Linked DNA regions of Homo sapiens: region 1 is linked to region 2. A link is a contact called in ENCODE Hi-C or POLR2A ChIA-PET data. All regions are on one chromosome and are shown on one strand. Each heading gives the region's core, a stretch centred on a gene start or an enhancer-like site at or near the end of the contact. The rest is flanking DNA. Distances are from core to core; before and after follow the strand shown. Region 1 holds the start of FTSJ1 (FtsJ RNA 2'-O-methyltransferase 1). Region 2 holds the start of ZNF182 (zinc finger protein 182).

Region 1 (4,079 bases), core at 1,396-3,895, 470 kb after region 2:
ATATGGGATTCCAATCTGTCCTTTCATGCAGGCTCCCCACGGAGTAACTCTTTCCAGTCACTTCCTTTCCTCAAAGCAGCCCCTGGGCAGCAAAGTCCTAGTCCCCTGCCCCTGGGCCACCCCCCTCGTTCCCTCACACTGCTAAGATGCCCCCACCGGGAAAGAGCTGGCCTGGCAGCTCCCCCTTCCTTGACCCCTCCAGGAGGCCAAGGGAAGGACACCTTTACACTCAGTGGGGTGCCGGGTGGGAGCTGCAGGCCGACACCCTACTTCGGGAAGAGCCTGGAGAGTTCAGAGCCTGGCTCCTGTCCCCCAAACCCCCGGTCCTGCTGGAGGAAGCAAGTTTCTTTGCTAAAAGTTAAACATCCTCTTCGTGAGCGACAAGAAAACAGGACGTGGGAAGCGTCCCACAGGGTGAACATGGGCCCCCAATGCCTGGCACCCCCTCCTCTCTTGTGGAGCGGAGGCCTGGTGGCTCGAACCCTTCCTTTCTCACACTCGCTCGCCTCTGCAGGGGAGTCATGTTCCCACAGTCCCACAATGCCCTTGAGTTCTGCTGACAAAGCTCTGGCTTCTTCCCTGGTTCTCAGAGTCTCTACGCCTCCACCCAGGGCTCCATAGAAATGCAGGACGCACCACTGGGGAAAAAATTAAGGAACGAAGCAACAAAAGGATGAATTCAACCAACATTTATTGAACACCAACTGTGCGCCACCCCTGTTCCAGGCACTGGGAGGCAGCAGTGAACATGACAGAACAGGAATCCCTGCCTGGTGAAGCTCGTGTGCTAAGGAATCAATCATTCTGTTTTTTTTTTTTTTCTTGAGACAGGGTCTCACTCTGTCGCCCAAGCTGGAGTGCAGTAGCACGATGTCGGCTCACTGCAACCTCCACCTCCCAGGTTCAAGTGATCCTCCCACCTTGGCCTCCTGAGTAGCTGGGACTAGAGGTGCGCATCACCACGCCCAGCTAATTTTTGTATTTTTAGTAGAGACGGGGTTGCACTATGTTGGCCAGGCTGGTCTCCAACTCCTGACCTCAAGTGATCCCCCCGCCTCGCCCTCCCAAAGTTCTGGGATTATAGGCGTGAGCCACTGCATCCAGCCCTTTTATTTTTTAAAGAGACATGGGTTCTCGCTATGTTGCCCAGACTAGATTCAAACCCCTGGGCTCCAGGGATCCTCCCACCTCAGCCTCTGGAGTAGCTGGGACTAAAGGCACATGCCGCCGCCCCTGGCTAATACTCATATGCATGTTGCCAGGATTAAAATGAATGAACAAAGGGAAGGACATGCTGGAGCCAACTTATACAGGTTGGGAGGAGCTGTTCAATTTTCAGAAATTTTGCAAACTGGTTGTTAAACAGCTGGTTTAACAACTGGTTTTGTTTGTTTGTTGAGACAGGGTCTCACTCTGTCACCCACAGTGGAGTGCAGTGGCAAGATCAAGGCTCACTGCAGCCTTGACCTCCCAGGCTCATGCAATCCTCCCACCTCAGCCTCCCAAGTAGCTGGAACTACTCGCACACACCACCACGCCCGGCTATTTTTATTATTTGTAGAGACGGGGATCTCACCATATTGCCCAGGCTGGTCTTGAAGTCCTGGACTCAAGCGATCCTTCCACCTCAGCCCCCTAAAGTTAAACAGCTATGGTTAAAAATGAAATGATATAAACTTACTCAAAACTGGTAACTTCCTAATTTTACCACATTCCACTATTCTCTATGCTCTTGAGGTCATTTACCCCCATTTTATCTGTATGGTAAAAATAATACATGATAGTGCACTACTGCATCTCTTTTAAACTCCCTGTTCAGTGACCACAGGTCGGTACCTTGAAATCTAACAAGAAGATTGTACCTAAGCCATGGAAATTGGTAAATGCTAGAAACCAGCCTCCCTTCCCCCCACCCCTCCCCGCCACCACCCCCGCCCCAGCCAGTGGTTAACCATTTACCAGCACACCACTGAGGGCATTTAGAGCCTAGCACATGGTAAACACTATGATAAACGTTTTCATTATTTTTCCGTTTGTCCACTGGGTCAGGATGTATAGTCTTTTTTTGTGTCTGGGATGGAATTTAAAATATTTGAAGATCACAGAATTACAAAAGCCCAGAGAGTGGCTAAGCTACACCTATTTAACCCTCCCAATAATGCTGTTAAGTCTATACTATTGATTATCCCCACTTTCCAGACAGGGAAACTGAAGTTCTGAGGCAGTAAAACTCAGGCAGCGCCATGCATTAGCTGTAGTGCGATCTGAAATTGCAGCCGAGCAGCCTCCGCGCGCTCGCGCACTTCAAGAACGCATTTTCCTTACTGTCACGTTTATGCCCCGAGTGGTAATTTCGCTTCCCGGCACGCGAAAAATGAATGGGCGCCATCTTGCGCGTGGCATCTTGGGAAATGTAGTTTACAGGCTCAATAACAAGCACGGTCCAAGAAGGGAGGGGCGGGGGAGCAAATCGATCTTGGCCTCGGAAGAAAAAGAACAAAGAATCGCTGGCAACTTGCGCGTCGCGTCGCTGCAGCCACGCAGTGCGTGGATTCAGCCGCTTTGGCCGTGCCCGTTGCATGCCGGGAAACGCAGTTCGCGAGCCCCGGATACGTCGACAATAGATGACGGGGCTCACGTTGTACGTTCACATCAGGTCCCGGCCCGCCGGAACCTGGGCGATCCACGATGCCGAGTTTGCCACGCTGCGACAGCCCATAGGCTTGCCCCCCCGGGCATTCGGGTGGACTACGAACACAAACTGAAGCCCTAGGACTTGTCGCCCGTTTGCGCTCTCGCCGAGGCACAGGCTGCTCGCGGACCACCCTGCTCCGAAAACTAAGGTGGGCCCTGGGGCGCGGAGGACAGGAATGCGGGCGGAGGCTATTGAGGCACGCCTGCACTGTCCCGCCTGCGGGGAAAGGAGGGAGGTCCGCCCTGGGCGCCGTAGCTGTGTATGGTTCGGGCGGCTGGCACCGGGTGGGTTCTAGACCCAAGGTTTGTCTGCAGAAGGGGACCAGTAGACGGGGTGGATTCGAGGTGGGGACATGGGACGCAGCGGTCGGAGCCGCCTGGAGGGGTACCCGGTGGTCCCGATGGAGCTATCATCTTTGAGGTATTGATGAGGAGGGACGGGGAGTGTGGTCAGAAGGCTGTTTTGGGAGGTTGGGTGGAGCGTGAGGGTGGGGTGTTACTGGGGAATCAATGGGGGCTAATAAGAATATTTTAGTCGAACTGTTGTTCATTGATTGATTAATGAGGGGATGGCAGAGTAAGCAACTAGAATATAACGAGTGATGGATGGGAAAATGATCCCCCAGGTATTGATGGAGGTATGATATTCAACGGGTTAATGGAAAGTGATGGGGCATCGTAATGGCAAGGATGATGGTGAGGTTGTGGGGGGAATAATAGATGGATGGAGGTCATGATCAAGGGGCCTTGGTGAAAGAAAAGATAATGAGAGGCTGATGGTGTTGTAGTCAGAGTCAGTAGTTGGGCTATGGTGGCATGACCGTCGAGGAATTAGGGGACAGAGTGAGTAAAGAGAGGGCAATAGTAAACTAGGGTTGGGGGGGTTAACTTCTGTTGATACATAGTAGGTGAATAGTAAACTGTTGGAGTGTGATCATCCAGTGATGGATCCATGGAGAGCAGGGTGGACAGTGAGGGGAGAATGGGGAACTGATGTGTGATCAGTTAACGTGTTTGTTAATGAAAGAGTTACAGGGCAGGAGGCTAGTGCTGTGATCTATGAAGGGTCTATTGGAGAAAACTGAGTTAATGGGGGCTGATAAATCAGTAATTGAATGCTTAATGGGGAGCTAATAGACCATGATTCTCCAGGCATTGTTAGAGGTTCATAAGGATGTAGTAATAAAGGGGCCTAATCATCTAAGGGATTAATGGCGAATGGGGTGAAACGAGAGAGATATAGGGAGTGGGAGGTACAATGAAGTAGTATTAGGATAAAGGTGGAAAACAAGGGATTAATGGGGGCTAATAGGACTATATGAATCTAGGGGCAATGGGGACAACTGGGGATACAGTCAGTGAGATTTTAATGGGCATGACATGAG
Region 2 (7,104 bases), core at 1,812-4,311:
GGATAGACCAAAAATAAATAAGCATATATAAAGATGCTTAACATCTTTAACCATTAAGGAAATGCAAATTAAAATCATTATGAGATAAATGACTACATAAAAAATACTGACAATACCAAGTACTGACAAAAATATGGAACAATTGGAACTCATACATTGCTAGGAGAAATGAAAAATGGTTCAACCACTCTAGAAAATAATTTGGCAGATTCCTAAAAAGTTAAACATACACTTACCATATGACCTAGTAATCCAATATTTACTCCACAGAAATGAAAACCTATGTTCACACAAAACCCTGTGCATGATTGTTTAAAGTAGCTCTACTCATAATTGCCAAAAACTGGAAATAACGCAAATGTCTTTCAACAGGTGAATGGATAAATACACTGTGGTACATTTATACCATGGACTACTATTCAGCAATAACAAAGAAACAACTACTGACACACACAACTTTGATGAATCTCCAGGGAATTGTGCTGAGTGGAAACAAACAAACAAATCCCAAAAGGTCACATACCATACGATCCATTTCTATTACATTCCTGAAATGACAAAATTCCCAAAACAGAAAACAGATTTGTAGCTGCCAAGAGTTTAGGAATGGGTATGGGGGAGGAAGGGCAGTGGCTGTGGCTATAAGGGACAATTTGAGGGATCCTTGCGATGATGGGGCTTGATCATATCAATGTCAACATCCTGACTTTGATATTGTACTATGGTTTTTGCAGGATGTTATCATTGGGGGAACCTAGGAAAAGAGTACACAGGATTTCTCTGTATTATTCTTTCAATTGCATGTAAATCAATCATCTCAGAAAGAAAAGGTTACATAATACATGACACCTCACTTATATGACATTCTTGAAAAGACAAAACTACAGTGACACAGAACAGACCTACCGCTGCCTGAGGTTACAGGTTGGGGAAGACATGACTATTAACAGAGTAGCATGAAGGAGTTTTTTTGGGGTGATGAAACTATTATCTATCCTATAGATTAGTTACACCAATCTAACAAAAATCAATTTCACTGTATGTTAATTTAAAAAATAAAAATGTTTAAAGTGAAAGAAAAAATATGGTGGGCTGCAGGTATCTGAAAAAATTTTGTCTCTTGGACAAAAGATAATTCAAAGTCCGACTAAGAAATTGCTTCAGGAAAATCATTGGAAAGACAAGCAGGTTCCCTAAGAGATTTCATTCCCAAGTTACATTTTGACATGATGTCTCCAGCTCACTGAGGAAAGCTGTAGCACATATCTGCAGGAAAGCATTTGTCACCAGGCTGTGGTTGAGGGCAACTGCACTATCCACATGAAGACCCAGCAAAGAAATACCTTTAAACACAATTCCAGGCAACCTTGACTTCCCATGAAGGCTGTGTGCTCTCTCCTGATGAGTAAGGTGAGCCAAGGTACTGGTTATGTTTCCCTTTGGCTACCAGAAGGCTCAAAGAGAAACTGACAGCCCAACATCAATATCTGTTACACCCTGAGTCCTGCACACCTCTACATTCTAATTTGGCCTTGATCTGTTGTCTCTTATTTTGCCTGATCCAATCCTTATTTACAAATACTTTCCTATTTTATGGCAGGGATTTCCACATATTTCGTCACATCCACAGTAAAATAGAGGAATGAAGAAACAGACAACATACTTACCTGGGGTTTGGCCATTTCCTGCTCTTCTTGGGAAAAAGCAGAGATGTGTGACGGCCGAGCTGGAACAAGTGGAGAAGAGTACAGCAGATGAGGAGACCCCATCAGACTTTCAGTGCCCAGAATTAGCTGCCTAGCAATCCCCTCACATCAGCTGGCCATCAGACTGCTCTCTGGAAGAGTCTGGGCAACCATGTGATTTTAACAATCTGTGTATTATTCACTCTTCATGTGAACATTGAACACAAAAGGTTTTATATACACATATATTAAATTGTGTACTGACCCATAAAGTGTATTTGTAGGTATTTTCCTTAAGGAAATAATTTATCATAATGTATCATAATTTCTCTGCACGTACCCACGTCTCAGCATTGATTTCAATAATGCCAAACTTAAACGATCCTCTATGACCCATAAGGGATTAATAATAACAAAATATAAAAGATAAAATGCTACAAAGCTGTTAAAAGCGTTATATGGAACTGTACAGTATCTATGCACTTTGTGGTATATGTATCTCAACTAAACGTTTTTAAAAGGTGTACAAAAAAATCCTAAGGTGAATTACAAAGTAGGTTTTAAAACTGCGGGAATCCATTTTAAAGTTATATGTTAAATGTTTAAAAGGCATACCCCTATACACACCAAAAATGTCTAAAAACGGACATTTAAATGTGTGGGGGAAGAATTAGTTCCTGTTGATTTTCTTTTTCTCTATTTCAGAATTAATCTATATATTCAAATGTTATTTATTAAATGCCAAAAAAAACTACACTCTAAAACTATTATCCCAATTACATTTTACCCCCATCTCCCTCAGACCCCGCACCTACCCCTCCTCCCACGCCCCCAACTTGGGCGAGGCCCGGGGTCAGGTGAGACCTCGCAGGTGCCTCTCCTTCCTTCTGCTCACCTCACCGGGGCCGCCTTGCCCAGAAGCCGGAAAGAGGCCTTCGGGTGCGGGGGTGCAGGTTCACTTCGGCCGGAGCATTCACACCAGGCCCCCACCTCGGGGCTTGGGCAAGGGGAGAGGGCAGAGGGAGAAGCGGGGCGCGTCTAAAGAGGGGTCTGAGGGATGCGCATGAACCTTTAGGGGCAGGTCACTGTGCTGGAAAACGTGTAAAAGTCAAAGTTTAATAAGCCCCATTTAATCCTGCTTAGCCCCCATAACTTTGTTCACCAGTGAGCCCCTAGAACCTCGTCCACTGACCTCTCGGTCCCCCATCACTCAACCCCCAACTCCCACTTCACTCATCCCACAGAACTCCCCATCACTCAGCCCACGACCCCTAGCACTTGCCCCCTCAACCTCACTCTCTCTCGATAACAGATTTTCTGCTCGCTGCTCAGGAGACCGTTACAAAGCCTGGCCCCAACAAGCACTTCCGCTTCGGGACCGACTCTTTGGCACCGCAGCCTAAAGGGCTGCAGGGGTCGGTTCTGCGCACGCTCAGTGGCGCCTTTGAGACCCCGTCCGCCAATAGTCAACATGGGGCCGCAGCGCAGGCGCAGAGGGAAGGTAGCCTTGCCGGTGACGTCACTGCTCCAGGCCAGATGGCCGTGCCCACCGTGTCCTTTTGCTGCTGGGGCTGCGTCGCAAAGCGGTTGTTTACTTAGTTATGCAGAGGCAGGCACTCCTAAGACTTCAGACACCAATTTTCTTACGGCAGGGCGGGGAGGGGAAGTGCCCAACTAAGGAAAAGATTCTAGCAGGCGGCAATTTCGCACTTTGAACTTGGAGGGCAGCAACAGGGTTGCAGGTGTAAAATAACGGGAAGGCGGGATGCGTGGCTAAATTGCTCTGCGTGCACAAAGAGTAGGAGGTAGGGAAAAGCCACTGGCTTCATCCAGTGGCCAGGACTGGGAGTTTACGTTGTAGCGTTTGAAGGACGGTGGGTCGGTATGCAGACAAACAAGCTGAAAAATAAACGGCGATGTGGGACACACACACCGGGGGTGAAGGGGTATATTAAGTGGTGGCTAACAGGTTGCTTTTTCTGGATGAGTAGACAGTGTCAGTGTGTTGGGAGTGTAGGGGGTGTAGGCTGGGGCCAGGTGCTGTAGGGCCTCCTTGGCCAGGGAGCTCATATTTCATTCTGGACATATGGGAAACCATAAGAAGGATCCGATCTGTAAAGACCAGTCTGAAGCAATCTAGCATTATATAGTAACGTTAAAAATACACATATATTGGGCTGGGTACGGTGGCGTGCGCCTGTAATCTCAGCACTTTGGGACGCCAAGGTAGGCGGATCACCTGAGGTCAGGAGTTCAAGACCAGCCTGGCCAACATGGTGAAACCCCGTCTCTACTAAAAACACCAAAAATTAGCCGGGCTTGGTAGCACGCCTGTGATCCCAGCTACTCTGGAGGCTGAGGCAGGAGAATCGCTTGAACCCGGGAGGCAGAGGTTGCAGTGAGCCAAGATCACACCACTGCACTCCAGCCTGGGCAACACAGTGAGACTCCATCTCAAAAACAAAAAACAAACAAACAACAACAACAACAAAAGGAATGGAGCTTCCCAGTAGACAAGACAAAGAAAGAAAGAAAGTAAAAAAGGAACTCACATCTGTTGCTCCCTGACACATCAGCACCTCCTGGGTATACAATTTATCCACTCTCTCAATGCATTAGGAGGTAGAAAATAGAAAGGGCTGGTCCTTTAGGGCCCATCAAGTGTCGCCCCTTCTAGCACCTAAACGTCATCTCCAACCACCTTGTACACACACACCTACACAAAGGAGGAAATCTTTTAGGGTTGGTGGGAGTTGGGGGGCAGAGGAGCCAGTGATACAGCCCCTCAGAAACTATCTGAGGGCCCACAGTGTGCATGCACAAGCTATGTGAGGCTAACTTTGCTGCTGCAGAGCGAGGACTCCCACTCTCTGTCCTGGGTATCCTCTACCGTCATTCCCTACAGGTGTGACCTCCTCATACAGTAACCTAAGCAGCAGGTGGCTAGGTGAAGGAGAGTGAGAAGCTGACAGGTGGCTGGTCCCACCACAGAGTCTGCATGATATGACATTCCCACCCAAAGACAATGAGAGAAGCCCCCACGTGGCTGGCGAGTCATCATTACAATTGCTCTTATGATACATTTTATCAAGACCACAAAAGCCTTGCCAATTGTGAGCGGTCATTTTGGACCAGAAGCAGCAGGTGAGGCTGACAGAGCAACAGCACAGAAGGAGCCAGGTCTCTGGTGACCTTGGAGCTACCACACTAGCCCTGGATTACCTGCCTCCAAAAGAGGAATCTGCTTCCCTCCTCTTGAAGCCACTGGTGTTTGTGGTGGGGTTGGTGCGTGCAGCCAGATCAAATCCTGAGCAATCCATCAGATGCTTCTGTGTTGGCCAATGTGAGTGTCAGTGAACAGGAGATACATGGGACTGGTGGGTGAGGGGCATGAATAATGGTGACTGAAGGGCAAATTGGGAGTAAATGAGAGCAAGGAGAGGCAAAGGGCAATGGAATGGAGGTGAATGAACACCAGAGTGGAGTGGATGTGGGCCAAAGTGAGGGAATGACTATGCATGCATTCAATTATGAATGAATTTGAGATTATGATGAGATTAAGTAAATGATGGGAAATGAGGCACAGTCTCAGCGGAAAAAAGGTGAAAGTGGGAGCAGACTCTGAATGAATGGGGCAACTGAAGGGGGTGAATGTGAGTGGAGTTTATGTGAGTACTGAGGATTAGAGTGTGAATGAATGGTGGTTTTATGAGGCACAAGATGAATGAAGAGAGGGGAATTTAGGGAGACAGTAGGAGTGAATGGGGGTAATGTGGGATGGAAAGGGAAGAATGGGGTGCGGGAGGGACAGAATAAAAGAGTGGAGATGGATACATGGTAGAATGTGAAGCAGGCCGAGTTTGAGTGTGGGTGCTACGAGGGAGAAGGATGACTAGAGATGACTGGGATTACATGGGCGTTATACAGGGTAGTAGCCCAGGAACGTGGGTGCACAGGGATCCCAGTGGGAATCGGCAAATGTGAATGAGCTGAAGAGTGCACATGAATGGAGGTGATGTTGGGCAGAGTGAGAGGGAATGAAAGTGAAGAGCAGAGGATGGGTGAACGTGGGTATTGTGAGGCAGAGAGTGGATGAAGGCTTCATGGCCTCGGGTGAGTAAAGCGAGGAAACATGGGGAGCCCGATGTGAGCAAAAGTAACGAATTTGAGGCACAGCGTGACAGAATGCGGGTACTGGGAGGCAGAATGGCAGCCATGAATCAGGAGCAGAATATGAGCAAGAAGAGGGTGATAGGGGTTACAGTGGGAATAGATTTAAAGGAATGAGGCAGTGAGAGGCAGAGTAAGAGTAAATGGAAACAATGAAGAGAAAACTGAGAAAGAACAGTGACTGGAGTGCAGTGGTGCGATCTTGGCTCACTTAGCGTAGGCTAAGTGTATGTGGGTAACTTCAGCTAGTGTTTGGGAGTAATAGGGACAGAGCTCCAGGAAATGGGGGTGTTCCTGGGACAGCATCTGAGAGAATAGAGGTGAAGGAGGGGCAGAGGGGGAGTGAAGGGGGGAAATAATGAGGCCCCGGGTCAATGAAAGAAGCTGAAGGCTGGGCCACGTGCGAGTAAGCCAGAGTCATTTGATGCAGGGGCGGGAAATAGAGGCAAAGATAGGAAATGAGTCTGAGTGAGAGTGAGTGGGGTGAAGAAGGAATATGACATGAAAGAATTTGGGTAATGCTAAGTAGACTGTGAGGAATTGCGATAATATGAGGCCCAGTATGGGTGAATATAAGTGGCTGAAAGGCAGTGTAAGTGAATGGAGGAACAAAAGGCAGAATGAGAATGAAGTTGAAAAAGCAGTCAAGCATAAGAATGTATATGTAATATGCCATTTGTAATATGAAATGTGGGGCACATTCCAGTAAATTAGGATGGAACAGCACTTTAAGTGCAGAGAGGTGAACAAGGTACCAAGGATGAGTGCTATGGTTTGAATGTGTGCCTTCCAAAATTCAGATGTCAGAAACTTAATCCCCAATGCAACAGTGTTGGGAGGTGGGGCCTTTAATCCCCAATGCAACAGTGTTGGGCGATGTTGAGGCTTCTGTGTTGCGCGTTCCAGAATCTACCACTTAGACCTTTGCTCATAGAGCCCAGAGTTCCAGAATGCCCCTAATTCCGAACACCACAGGGTGAGTCTGGAGCAAGTCACCTGGGAGGGCTTACAGGTGCCATAATGAAGGCCTGGGGCACTGTGGTAGTGACCTTGGCCACGCTGATGGTTGTCACTGTGGATGCCAAGATCTATGAACGCTGCGAGCTGGCGGCAAGACTGGAGAGAGCAGGGCTGAACGGCTACAAGGGCTACGGCGTTGGAGACTGTGAGAATCCAGTTGCCCCAAATCCCATCCAAACCCTGAGCCACCCGCCACATTCAGACCCAGGCCCCTTCTTGTCCTTTATCA

The links. Hi-C counts contacts between places; a loop is a spot of excess contacts on that map. ChIA-PET counts read pairs that join two places held with the same protein, here RNA polymerase II (POLR2A). Pooled maps may share reads with other maps.
Region 1: a loop to region 2 is called in a map of dorsolateral prefrontal cortex, with 6 times the contacts of the local background. The contact joins the promoter of FTSJ1 here to the promoter of ZNF182 in region 2. A Hi-C loop is called at or near these places in 2 of 168 maps with a recorded cell type or tissue (dorsolateral prefrontal cortex and posterior cingulate gyrus) and 7 of 50 pooled maps. POLR2A ChIA-PET finds 5 or more read pairs at or near these places in 2 of 52 experiments (activated CD4-positive, alpha-beta T cell and naive thymus-derived CD4-positive, alpha-beta T cell).

Annotation. Positions count from the first base shown.
Region 1 is chrX:48,473,554-48,477,632 of GRCh38, forward strand. FTSJ1 (FtsJ RNA 2'-O-methyltransferase 1) reads left to right here and starts at 2,646. Exons shown (of 13, transcript NM_012280.4): 1 at 2,646-2,843. It overlaps LOC124905185 (a long non-coding RNA gene), which reads right to left and starts at 2,790. Exons shown (of 2, transcript XR_007068226.1): 1 at 2,326-2,790; 2 at 675-1,635.
Region 2 is chrX:48,000,928-48,008,031 of GRCh38, forward strand. It overlaps ZNF182 (zinc finger protein 182), which reads right to left and starts at 3,062. Exons shown (of 6, transcript NM_001007088.2): 1 at 2,982-3,062; 2 at 2,581-2,775; 3 at 1,668-1,726. The coding sequence starts at 1,682. SPACA5 (sperm acrosome associated 5) reads left to right here and starts at 6,061. Exons shown (of 4, transcript NM_001394298.1): 1 at 6,061-7,020. The coding sequence starts at 6,876. RefSeq lists an enhancer at 2,678-2,987.